Regions from separate parts of the Homo sapiens genome. Here region 2 is linked to region 1. A link is an interaction called in ENCODE POLR2A ChIA-PET data of the cell type or tissue named here. Cell type or tissue: Panc1. All regions are shown on one strand.

The links. ChIA-PET counts read pairs that join two places held together with the same protein. Peaks named below come from ENCODE experiments on the same cell type or tissue, not always from the same donor. Only the 100,000 strongest peaks of a DNase experiment are listed, where the experiment ranks them.
Region 2: POLR2A ChIA-PET joins it to region 1 with 6 read pairs; 4 of 35 experiments call an interaction of 5 or more read pairs at or near these places.

Annotation. Positions count from the first base shown.
Region 1 is chr3:158,103,644-158,106,143 of GRCh38, reverse strand. SHOX2 (SHOX homeobox 2) reads left to right here. Exons shown (of 5, transcript NM_001163678.2): 1 at 1-465. The coding sequence starts at 120. Among named protein-coding and RNA genes, the nearest start is that of SHOX2, 1.5 kb to the left of the region's middle. RefSeq lists a silencer at 285-334. In Panc1, a CTCF peak has its summit at 366; no DNase peak of the experiment used is centred here; H3K4me3 peaks cover 1,445 bases; H3K27ac peaks cover 780 bases.
Region 2 is chr3:158,279,483-158,281,982 of GRCh38, reverse strand. All of the region lies in intron 4 of RSRC1 (arginine and serine rich coiled-coil 1), which reads right to left. Among named protein-coding and RNA genes, the nearest start is that of RSRC1, 170 kb to the right of the region's middle. In Panc1, no CTCF peak of the experiment used is centred here; no DNase peak of the experiment used is centred here.

The DNA.
Region 1 (2,500 bases):
ACCTCCTGTCCCATTGATGTGTTATTATTGGGGGGGCTGGAGCAGTAAAAAAAGAAGAAGGAAAAAAAGAGCGGGGCTCTGCTGGCAGAGGTTGAGCGCCGGGCTGACGTGCGGCGGCGATGGAAGAACTTACGGCGTTCGTCTCCAAGTCTTTTGACCAGAAAGTGAAGGAGAAGAAGGAGGCGATCACGTACCGGGAGGTGCTGGAGAGCGGGCCGCTGCGCGGGGCCAAGGAGCCGACCGGCTGCACCGAGGCGGGCCGCGACGACCGCAGCAGCCCGGCAGTCCGGGCGGCCGGCGGAGGCGGCGGCGGAGGAGGCGGAGGCGGCGGCGGAGGAGGCGGAGGAGGTGTAGGAGGAGGAGGAGCAGGCGGAGGAGCTGGAGGAGGGCGCTCTCCCGTCCGGGAGCTGGACATGGGCGCCGCCGAGAGAAGCAGGGAGCCGGGCAGCCCGCGACTGACGGAGGGTAACGACCTGACTGACCCCCGGCAGCGGTTCCCCTTCCCGCCTTCCGGACTCCTCTCGGGCGGGAGAGGACTCCGAGGCCCAGCGGGGAGGGGAGAGGGACACGGAGAGGGCCCTGGACCCCAGCTTTGTCAGCTAGAGTGATAGTGGAAGGGTGGGGGTCCGGTGGTATGCTCGGTCATGGGTGGGGTCCTAGTGTGTTGTGGGGGTGGCGTGGGGGGAAGCGTGTGGGGTTTGTGCGCGCCCTTCCCAGATGTTCCCATTCCACCGAAATGCATTTTTCACCAGCGGGAGGATGGGCCCGCAGCCCGGATGGCCCGCAGGCGGACGTGGAAGTTCGCGGGGCCGGGCTGCAGGAGGGGGTGCTGAACCAGACGGCGGGACTAAAGCTAGCCTCTAGCGCAGAGTTTGCCGGGAGGGAGAAGGGGCAGAGGTGGAAAGCTTAACCCTCCGGTCGCCTAGGTGTTTGGGGCCGCCAAGACCCCTCGAACTCCGCAGAGCCCCTGAATCTTTGGATCTTAGGGGCCAAAACTTCCCATTCTCTTTCAAGGTAGAAGGAAGCCAACGAAAGCTGAGGTCCAGGCTACGCTGCTTCTCCCGGGCGAGGCGTTTCGGTTTCTTGGTGTGTTGGGGGCGGGGGGGGGGGGCGGCGGGGGAGGTGGGGATCTATATTTACACAATTCCTTTAGTGTTTTCAATCACCCAGTACTCGGTTCTCTTAGAGCAAAAATCCTTTGGTGCTAGCTCAGTGTTAGGAAACGTCTTTATCTCAATGGCAGAGCGTTCTATACCAATTCAAAGGAGTTCAACAATAAAATTGATTTGGCACTTGGTGCCTGCAGTAACTGGTGTACTGCCATATTTTTCCAATTAAGAAAATATGTGGCATGCGTGGAATCACATATTTAAGCAAGCAATTAAGTTGTTTATGACACGGTCTGTTCCTGTTTAGATCAGTAATTGGAAATTTGGGGACAAAAATAGAGATTTTATTAAGTCTATGGATCAACTTGAAATTTGGACATCTCCTCGAAGCCCCAAAACTTTGAGTGGCATCCACTGTGTAGATGACATGTAATAGACAAAGCCTTCCCACCTCATTGGCAGAATTTGAAGGGTGTGTTTTCATATTTAAATTTCAATACAATATCAGTAAAAATACTTTGCTATTAAATTGGCCCATAATGTTTACTATAATGTTCCTTCCTAAAGAAAGGACAAATGTCCACAAAACTAACTCTGAGAACTAGAAAATACGGCAATATTTAAGATCACCGTAGCTAGAATGCCCGGCAGGGCCGAGATCTAGCGACTCTTCTTCCTCCAAACCAGCACCAGGTCTTCCTAAATTTGTAAAGTGGTGGAGTTACCGTCAAGGTGCCCAGTGCAGCCTCCCGGCCATGAGTCCACAACTACAGGCCCGAACTACAGGTTCGCCAGCGCGCCTGACGGCGAGGTTCAGGTCTGAACCCCCGGCGGGCGCAGTTCCTGGGATTGTTGATTTCCAAGCTCAGGGCAAGTATTAATTTCTCTGCAGACCGGCTCTTCCGGAAATGATTTTTAACACCCATGCTGGCCTGGATCCTGCGCTGGGAAGAACTGCAAACAGCCTCGACTATCTAAACTCAGCTTTGACTTCTTAAAACCCGGAGTCTCTGATTCGGGCGCAGAGGATAAAGGTTCCAGGGGGATATATATATGGTGGCTGTATATGCTCACACTAGAAGAGCTCCTGTTTTTAAAGGGAGGAGAAGGACAGGAAAGTGGCAACGGATGTGTGCAAACCCAGAGCAGAAAAATTCATATTTTATTAAACATCCGAGCTGCTGGTTGCATGAAAAGGCTTTGAGCAACCAATAGAAACCGAGGATCGCGAATATTCCGCTTGAACCTGTTGATCTCTGTGGGTTAAGCGTTTAGGGTCGAGTCTGCGTTTCCACGAGGGAGGGCGAAGAGAGAACAGAAAGAGCGGTTGCTTTCGCCCGCCACCGGAGGCTGGTTTTCCGCCTCCTGCCTTCTGGCCCGGCTTGGGCGGC
Region 2 (2,500 bases), 180 kb before region 1:
CAGGCAAAACTCTGTAATTGCCAATGGGTATGTCTGATTGGTCACACATAGAATTTTGGCCTGGAACCAGTTTCCTCAGCTACCATGTTACTCATAGGCTTCCTTTCAGTTCGACTTTTTGAAAGAGAGAACTATACACATACCCTATCTCCCCTCTCCTACCTCCCACTACATCCAAAAATTACTCTTGGCTAAAGTCATCAGTGGTTCCCCCATGTTACCAAATCCAAAGTCTACTTTATCATCTTTCTCTTTATACAATTCTTAGAACCATTTGATACTGTCTAACATTCATATTCATGTTGATAAGCCCATGCTGAATTAATGTTCAATACTTCATAGCCTTTCCTCACTTGTCTTCTATAATATTATATCGTTCAGGTTTTCTACATTTTCTCAAAAAAATGGCTCTTCAAGTCTCTTGTAGTTCCATGCTCTTCTCTCTAGCCACCAAAGGTAAGAGCTCCCCAAGGATCAGTCCTGGGCCCTAGTCTTGTGCTATAATTTCTTCTTAATCCATCTCACCCTCACACACAGCATTAATAGCAACCTATACGTACATGTGCAAAAAATGTATATCATTCATAAGCTCCAGATTCATTTACCCTGTTGTCTATTTGACATCTCTATTTGGATATCTAAAAAAAAAAAAAAGCTTATGCTCAATAGATCCAAAACTAAATTCTTGAGTTCCTCCTTCAAAACTGATCCTTTTCAGTATTTCCTATTTCAGAAAAGGATCTTATCATTCATCCTTCTGCTCAAGCCAAAAACCTGGGAATCAACCACTTCACTTTCTTCTTTTTCCCCCTACAAATACAATCTATCAGTTAGTCCTATTGATTCTACCTCTTAAGTAATCACAAAAACTATCTATATTTATATCAACTGCCACCATCCTAATTCAATTGCCATGACCTCCATCCTAGTCTTTCTTAATTCTGTCATAGCTATTTTAACCACTTCTGCCGTTGTTTCACTCTCATCCACCTGTTGCAAAACAGCCAGTCTAATCTTATAAAAATGAATCACTTTGGGCCAGGCGCGGTGGCTCATGCCTGTAATCCCAGCACTTTGGGAGGCTAAGGTGGGTGGATTGCCTGAGCTCAGGAGTTCGCAACCAGACTGGGCAAAAGGGTGAAACCCCGTCTCTACTAAAATACAAAAAATTGGCAGGGCGTGGTGGCATGCACCTGTAGTCCCAGCTACTCAGGAGGCTGAGGCAGGAGAATTGTTTGAATCCAGGAGGCAGAGGTTGCAGTGAGCCGAGATCACGCCACTGCACTCCAGCCTGGGAAAAAGAGCAAGACTCCGTCTCAAAAAAAAAAAAAAAAAAAAAAAAAAAGGAATCACTTCATTCTTGAGCTCAAAACCCTTCAATTCCTTTTCACCATAGCCATCATGATTTGCCCCCCACCACACACACACATAAACATTATTTATTCATTCAACAACTATTACTGAGTACTATCTCTGGGCCAGATTCTGTGATAGGAATTATGGATACAATTATGAACAACATATACCAGGTCATGTGGAGCTTAAAGACAGGTATAAAAACCAACGCACAAATATATAATTAGTACCTAATCATTAGTTACTAATAGTTTAATTAATTAGTAAATATGTGATATGAAAAATATTTCAGAAGTTAATACAGGGACCTATAAGACAGAATCAAAGGAAAACAAGAATTGCTCAAGGAATTCTTCTCTCATTTTATTCCACTGTCATGCTCGCTCGCTACAGCCTTCTTCTTGGGTGTATTTGTTATACTTCTTAAGCTACCCAGAATCTGAATACCATTCCAAATTCGGTGAGCTTTGAATCCAAAGTATTCCAAATATAGGATGACATGAATTATACTAGGAAATTTGAATAAAGAGTTAATGAAAGACAAGAATAAAAAGATTATTCTCTGTGATAGTGGCAACAGAGCTTAAGTCCAGTGGCAGCAATGTCAGAGGCGCTGGTGGTCAGTGCCTGCATACTACCTCTACTGATACCATGGTATACACAGGCAGTAACACCAGCTGACCAGTCTTCTTTTCCTGTCAGTTTTCACAACCTGGTTTCCCAGAGTCCCACTGATTACATAAGCTACCCAATAGTTCCACATAATCTACATTTATTTATTTACTTGCAATCCTTCCTAATAGAATCTAAGCTCAATAAGCACAACTTACATCTAGGAAAGAGGAAGTGGCATGGGGGAAGTCCTAGAGGCTTGAAATACCACTGCATATAAGAAAGACTTTTGTTTTATTCTAGTTCACATAAAGTGACAGTACAAATGAAGATTCTTCTAGGAATTACTTTCTCACAATAAATGGTTTTATATCTGCTTGCATAAAATAAAAAATAACCTATATTCAATTTATGGTAGTTTTCACCTAATTTTTATTAGTAATATTTAAAGGCCAATGGAGAATTTAAAAGTGCGCTAGCTTATTCTATTGAGCCGAAAGTACAAATCAGGGATCAGTAAACTACGGCCCAT